2 separate regions of the Homo sapiens genome follow, and region 2 is linked to region 1. Evidence: read pairs that join two places in POLR2A ChIA-PET (ENCODE). Cell type or tissue: PC-9. All regions are shown on one strand. Region 1 overlaps FER (FER tyrosine kinase). Region 2 overlaps FER (FER tyrosine kinase).

Region 1 (4,000 bases):
ATGGATTAAAGATTTAAATGTAAGACCTCAAACTATAAGAATCCTAGAAGAAAACCTGGGAAACACCATTCTGGGTATCAGCTGTGGGAAGAAATTTATGACTAAATTCTCAAAAGCAATTGCAACAAAAATGAAAATTGACAAGTGGGACTTAATCAAACTAAAGAGCTTCTATACAACAAAAGTAACTACCAACAGAGTAAACAGACAACCTACAGAATGGGAGAAAATAATCATAAACCATGCATCCAACAAAGGACTAATGTTCTACACAGAACTTAAACAAATCATCAAGAAAAAAAAACATTAAAAAGTGGGCATAGGACATTAATAGATACTTCTCAAAGGAAGACATACAAGTGGCCAACAAACACATGATAAAATGCTCAACGTCATTAATTATCAGATAAATGCAAATCAAGACCACAATGAGATACCATCTCACACCAGTAAGAATGGCTATAATTAAAACGTCAAAAAAACAACACATGCTCGTGAGGTTGTGGAGAGACGGGAACACTTAATACACTGTTGGTGGAAATGTAAATTAGTTCAGCCACTAGAGAAAGCACTCTAGAGATTTCTCAAAGAAATTAAAACAGAACTACCATTAGACCTAGCAGTCCCATTAGTGGGTATACAGCCAAAAGAAAATAAATAGTTCTACCAAACAGACACCTGTTTCTGTTTTGTAGAAACAGAAAACAGAAAATTCGTAAGTTTTAAGGTGATACCGCTCTGAGTGAAGAAAATGCAGCACATATGCACCACAGAATACTATATGGTCATAAAAAAGAAAGAAATCATGCCCTTTGCAGCAACATGTATGCAGCTGGAGGCCATTATCCTAAGCAAATTAACACAGGAACAAAAAAAAACAAATACTCCATGTTCTCACTTATAAGTGGCAGCTAAACATTGGGTACACAAGGATATAAAGATGGAAACAATGGGCACTACAGAATATTAGAGGGGAGAGGGAAGGACGGGGGGAAAGGCTGAAAAACTATTGGGTATTATGCTTACGACTTTGGTAATGGGGTCATTCATACCATAAACCTCAGCATCACACAATATATCCAGGTAACAAACCTGCATGTGTACCCCCGGAATCTAAAATAAAAGTTGAATTATTTTTTAACAATTTAAAATGTATATCATTTTTATTTATTGAAAGACCCAATACTGTTAAGATATAGATTTTCCCCAAATTTATCTATACATTCAATGTAATTCCAAGCAAAATCCCAGTAGCCTTTTAAAAAAAATGATTGGTAAGGTGCTCCTAAAATTTGTAAGGAGATGCACAACATTTAGAAAAGACAAAATAATTTTGAAAAAAAAAATAAGTTCAGTAGTACCCCTTAATCTGTTGTTTTGCTTCCTGCAGTTTTGATTGCACGTAATCCAAAAATGGAAAATTCCAGAAATAAACAATTCGTAAGTTTTAAGGTGACACCGCTCTGAGTAGTATGATGAAATACCTAGCCTCCCCACTCTGTCCTGCCCAGGATATGAATCATCCCTTTGTCTAGTGTATCCATGCTGTATATGCTACTTGAATATTACTCACTTAGTAGCCATCTCAGTTATCCTTGCTATAGCAGTGCTTGTGTTTAAGGAACCTTTATTTAACTTAATAATAGCCCCAAACTGCAAGGATAGTGATGCCGGTAATTTGGATATGCCAAAAAGAAGACAGAAAGTGTCTCCTTTGGGTGAAGGGATGAAAGTTCTCAACTTAAGGAAAGAAAAAAAACATATGCTGAGTTTGCTAAGAGCTACAGTAAGAATGAATCTTCTATCCATGCAACTGTGAAAAAGAAGAAAAAGGAAATTTGCACCTTTGAATTTTTGATGTTGCACTTCAAACTGCAAAAGTTATATGCATAGTACGTGATAAGTGCTTAGTTAAGATGGAAAAGGAATTAAATGTGTGGGTGGAAGGCATGAAAAGAAACATATTCTGATGGACAACAATGGACGTTCAGTACTATCCACAGCTTCAGGCATCTACTGGGGATATTAGAACATATCTCCCATGAATAAGGGATGACTACTGTACACTACCTGACTTTGATATTATTATCAAGGAACAAATAATTAAATGTGTTACTGATGTCATGATAGACAAAAATATGAATGGAACAGAATAAAGAGTATAAAAATAGACTCGCATTATGGTTAACTGATTTTAAACAAAGATGCAAAGGCAATTCAATGGAGAAAGCTTAGTGTTTTCAACAAATGAAGTTAGAACAAATGGGTATCCAGAAGCAAAAAAAGATAAAAATATGAACTTCAATCCATAGCTTGCCACATGTACAAAAATTAAATAAAAATAAATCATAGACCTACAAACAAAACTTAAAACTATAAAAATTTCCAGATGATAACACAGGCAAAACTCTTTAACTTTGCATCAGGCAAAGATTTTTTTTTGTGAGACAGAGTCTTGCTCTGTCGCCCAGGCTGGAGTGCAATGGCATGACCTCGGCTCACTGCAAGCTCCGCCTCCCGGGTTCACGCCATTCTCCTGTCTCAGCCTCCCAAGTAGCTGGGACTACAGGCACTCGCCACCACGCCCGGCTAATTTTTTTGTATTTTTGGTAGAGACGAGGTTTCACCGTGTTAGCCAGGATGGTCTCGATCTCCTGACCTTGTGATCCGCCCATCTCGGCCTCCCAAAGTGCTGGGATTACAGGCGTGAGCCACCACGCCCGGCCCAGGCAAAGATTTTTTAAGATATAATACGAAAAGCACAATCCTCTTTTTAAAAGGTAGACTTTACTTATAGGTAGAATAAATCATAGTTTTTCTGTGTTAAGAGGAAAGAATGGCTGGTCACAGTGGCTCATGCCTATAATCCCAGATCTTTGGGAGGCCAAGGTGGGAGGATTGCTTGAGCCCAGAAGGTCAAGGTCAGCCTGGGCAATATACTGAGACCCCGTTTCTATAAAATAAAAAATAAAATTAGCCAGTTATGGTGGCGCATGCCTATAGTCCCAGCTCCCTAGAAAGCTGAGGTGGAAGGATTGCTTGAGCCTGGGTGGTCAAGGCTGCAATGAGCCATGACTGTACCACTGCACTCCAGCCTGGATGCCAGAGCAAGATCCTAAAGAGAAAAAAAAAAGAGGAAAGGCTGACATACTCCTTGATTTTCTGTGAGTTCTCAACCATTGTTCAACTGTTAATTTAATGTATAAATTAGCAATAACAAAGAAAACAGAAACTATGTGACAATGGCAAATAAGATATGTCAACAGAATGTAAGAAAATGAAAAGCAGATAAGTGGTAACTAATTAGCATATGAGGAAAAGTTAAAACCTAAGTGTCCTGCAAAAGGGAGGTCAAGATTTATGAGGTCAGATGACTCCGTTAAAGCTCAGGAGACCGAGGCAGGTAGATCATTTGAGGTCAGGAGTTCAAGACCAGCCTAGCCAACATGATGAAACCCCATCTGCACTAAAAATACAAAAATTAGCCAGGTGTAGTGGTACACACCTGTAATCCCAGCTACTCATGAGGCGGAGACACAAGAATCACCTGAACCCGGGAGGCAGAGGTTTTAGTGAGCCAAGATTGCACCACCGTACTCCAGCCTGGGCGAGAAAGTGAGACTGCATCTCAAAAAAAAAAAAAAGAAAAGAAAAGAAAACAAGAGGGATAAATGAAGCAGAAAGCCTTTGGACTCAGAAACACCAGGTAGCTTACCAAAAACAAGAAGATTAAATAAAATGTGACTTTTAAAATACCAAAAATACTTTCCCTATCTATTCCCATTAACATAATAGAAGGCTTTATACCCACAGATGAAATTGCCAAATAAAATAAAGGATATCCAGTTAAATTTGAATTTCAGATAAATAACAAATCATTTTTAATGTATGTTTGTCCTAAATACTGCATGCAAATTCAAATGGTGTCCTGTATTTTTTGTGGCCATCTCTGGCAGCTCTACCTTCAGACTAGATACTGGCCCAGAAAGGAAGTTAAAGA
Region 2 (4,000 bases), 55 kb before region 1:
ATGAAAAAACTGTCTACCAACTCAAATGTTGTCATTTTCAAGATGCATTATCAATGGAGAAGCAAAGGAAAAAGAATATTATATAATCGTAGTTTTGTGTAAGAAAGAAAGGAAAATAAAAATGATTGAGTTCCCTATATGGTTTTGAACAGTATTAACTTTTGGAATCACTAAAGTTTCACATAGAAATAAATAAACAAAATTAACAAGGATAAGAGGGAGGGGGGAAAATAAAATGAGATACAACAGAAACAAATGAACCAAACTGTATTTCCAGTGAATAACACTAACCACACTAAAAGGAGTAGGGAAGTAACTTTGTAAAAAACTAAGTAACTTTGGAAAACAGTATTTGATTACAATAGAAAGCTAAAGACAAAAAAAGCTTTAAACAAATACCAAACTGTAGTCTTTAAGTTTCATTTTTCAGAGGCATGAGTTAGCAATACTGAAATTACTTTCTGTGTATTCTAGCATTTGAGCAAGTAAGTAAAATATTGTGAACAACAGAAGCTAGGTTTCTCACTGCCAGAGAAAGCAGTTGCAAATATATAAATAGGAAGAGGAGGAATAAACTGTATGGTATTGGACTAGAATTTGAAGTATCAATGTGAACCCCTCAGTGTATCCCTAGACAGACCAATAGATAACAGAAGAAAGCACAGGTGTACATGAATGTGTACGTGTTGCTTATTTCCTGTGTCTGTCAATTAACAGGACCTAGAATAAGATACTCCACTAGCAATGAGCACACCAATGGCCAGATACTGTTTTCCAAATATAATTCTCCACTAAAAGGAACTAGGGTTTCATAGAGAAATGGAACCTGAAGTAGGAAAAGTATAAGATGAGCCAGAAAATACGTATTCAATGAATGATAGGAATGTGTCAAAAGGACAGAGGAGCCAGTTTGAAGTGGCTCCCACTGGCCAAATCCGAGCATGATAGTATATCATTATGATAGTATAAAATTATAATCCATGAATAAAAATCAGAATCTGTGAGTTCATTCTAATACATTAAATTAATACATAAATTTAAAAAATAAACAGGAGGGGAAAGCCCTTCCTTATATTAAAAACAAATTAATAAATGTAAAAGGAATAATTGAATTAGAAAATTACCATTTCACAATTGCCATAATAATAAATGATTTAGGCAGGAACCATTGATAGACATAAAAACTAGTGGGTGAAAATCTGAAGAGTAACACCGTATTTACATAGCGTCAACGTTTTCCCTACAATACTTATTAACAAAAAGAAAAATGAAAATGTAACTTAAGTGTGGAGAAATCAAGCGTATACCACCTTACTCCAATGATCAAATTAATATCCAATAATGGGATGAACTGACATCATGGACCTGATATAAAGCACCAACAACAGAACATCATTTCTATGGTATTCCTATGAAAAATAAATAAATATTATGCAGAAAAACAAATCAAGGAATACTCCATAAAATAACTGTTCTATACTGCTCAAAAATGTCAATGTTTTGTGAACCATAAAGACTATTAACTGTTCCAGTGTAAAGGCAACTAAAAAGATATGACAACTGAATAAATATACATTTACGTTTTTATATTTACACATACACACACATGCATATATATGTATGCACCACATACAGAGACAGAAAAGCATAAAGCAAATGTGGTAAAATGTGAACATTTGGGAAACATGAGTGAACGGTATATGGGAATTCTTTCTACTATTCTTTCAACATTTCTCTAGGACTGAAATGACGTTAAAATATAGTTAAAAGAAAGCTGTGAAAATTGGATCAAAATTTTAAAGTATCAGAATATTCATTGTATCTAAAGAACTGGTATTATTTAGCCTACAGATAAGAAACCTCAACAATTTGTTCTTTAAATATCAAAACACTGATTTCCTAGTTCAGAAAAGAAAATTTAGTTTTAATTTGTATGTCTCCTAGCAGGTATGTTTCCACTACACGTAATATTAACACACAAAGAAGTCACACTGAAAAAAAAAAGATTTAACTCTACTTTAGAAGACTAGTCGAGTGTGTGGAAGAACAACATTTACAGAAAATTTAGGGCATTCATCCTTTAAATGTTTATCTACAATCCATGGTGTCCTAGGTTATGTGAGGGATGCACAGTTATAGTCTCTTCCTAAAAGATACTGGATACGAAAATTAAAATGAAAGCTGACCAAATAGTCATCATGTTAGGATATGACTGTATCAAAAATGTAGAGATCATCATTAATTTAGCATAAACAAACACATACTAACCTCCAACTCCTAATATGTACTATGATACGAAAGGTATCTAATAAGTTGATGAACACACTTAACAAACTGGCTTAAAAGCTACATGTTATGCATAAAATATCTCTAGAAAAAGCAGATAATATCTGTTGCCTCTGGAGGAAAAAAATGAATAATGAGTGGGAAAAAAAACTTTTTCATTGTATACTTAATGGTTTGTACCTTATGATTTTGAAATCTGAACCATATTAGTGTGAAGAGGGAGTCTGTGAACCCCATTTTTAAAAATTACTCTGAAGAGAACTTCCATAAGCTTTCACCAGCATATCTAACCTTTTTATCTGAATTTATATCTCTCCATCTCTCCTAAGCTATTACTATGAATAAACTGTCCTTGTTCAAAGTGAAGACTAATCTATTTATTGGGGTACTAGATGTATCCTCTCTCACCTACTCAGGGACATTTCTCCAGCAATTCTTCCTTCATTCCTGCTGCCTCAACTGTTTTTCCTTCCCTAGAAGTGCACTTCCATCAGTAAACAAGCTGTAATAGCTCCCAATCTTGAAAAAAAAAAAAAATCCTCCCTTTACTACACTTCTTCCAGTTAATTCCGTATTTCATTCCTCCCCTTTACCGCAAAACTGATACTAGTTATCTCCAGTTTCTTTTTTCTCCTTCTTTCTTAAACCCAGCCCATTTAGGGTTTTCCCTGTACTACTCCACTGAAACTTCTCTTGTCAAAATCACCAATAACCTACACTTTGCTAACTCCAAATCTTAATCCTCACCTTATGTTTTAGCAGTATTCAACCTAGTTGATCACTTGCTCTTCCTTGAAACCTATCTTCCCACATCTGTCTTCCAGAATAGTACATTCACTTAGTTTTCCTTTTACATTGGTCTTTTGTATTCTTTTTTTTTTTTTTTTCGCTGGAGTGCAGTGGCGCGATCTTGGCTCACTGCAAGTTCCGCCTCCCGGGTTCACGCCATTCTCCTGCCTCAGCCTCCCGAGTAGCTGGGACTACAGGCGCCCACCACCGCGCCCGGCTAATTTTTTGTATTTTTTAGCAGAGACGGGATTTCACCGTGGTCTCGATCTCCTGACCTTGTCATCTGCCCGCCTCGGCCTCCCAAAGTGCTGGGATTACAGGCGTGAGCCACCGCGCCCGGCCGGTCTTTTGTATTCTTTTTAACTCTTTATTTCGCTGACTTCTTAATGTTGGGCTCAGTCTTTGTTAAGACTCTTCTCTTTTTTATCTTCATTTATATTACTGGTAATGTCATAAAATCTCATGGCTTTAAATGACAATTAACATTTCATATTTATAGTTCTACTCCAGACCTCTCCCTGGAACTGCTGAACTAGAGATTTAATTCAACAGTTCCACTTGAGTATCTAATAAGACTCTAAAAACCAGTCTTCCCACATTTTTCCCATTTCAGTTAATAATAATGCCATTCTTCCAGTTGCTCAGGCCAAAAATCTTGGAATCAGTCTTTTCTTCTTTCTCTCACAAACTACATCCAATTCAATGGCAAATCCTCTACGCTTTTTTTTTTTTTTTTTTTTTTTTTTGAGACAGGGTCTTGCTGCTCTGTCAGCCCAGCTGGAGTGCAGTGGGGGCAATCTTGGCTCACTGCAACCTCCGCCTCCTGGGTCAGGCAATTCTGGTGCCTCAGCCTCCCTAGTAGCTGGGACTATAGGCGTGTGCCACCAGGCCTGGTTAATTTTTTGTATTTTTAGTAGAGACACGG

What was found. Peaks named below come from ENCODE experiments on the same cell type or tissue, not always from the same donor. Only the 100,000 strongest peaks of a DNase experiment are listed, where the experiment ranks them.
Region 2: POLR2A ChIA-PET joins it to region 1 with 7 read pairs; 4 of 35 experiments call an interaction of 5 or more read pairs at or near these places.

What each region holds. Positions count from the first base shown.
Region 1 is chr5:108,799,491-108,803,490 of GRCh38, reverse strand. All of the region lies in intron 3 of FER (FER tyrosine kinase), which reads right to left. Among named protein-coding and RNA genes, the nearest start is that of FER, 54 kb to the right of the region's middle. In PC-9, no CTCF peak of the experiment used is centred here; a DNase peak (open chromatin) is centred at 1,510; H3K27ac peaks cover 1,202 bases.
Region 2 is chr5:108,854,768-108,858,767 of GRCh38, reverse strand. The region is part of intron 5 of FER (FER tyrosine kinase); the gene reads right to left. Among named protein-coding and RNA genes, the nearest start is that of FER, 110 kb to the right of the region's middle. In PC-9, no CTCF peak of the experiment used is centred here; no DNase peak of the experiment used is centred here.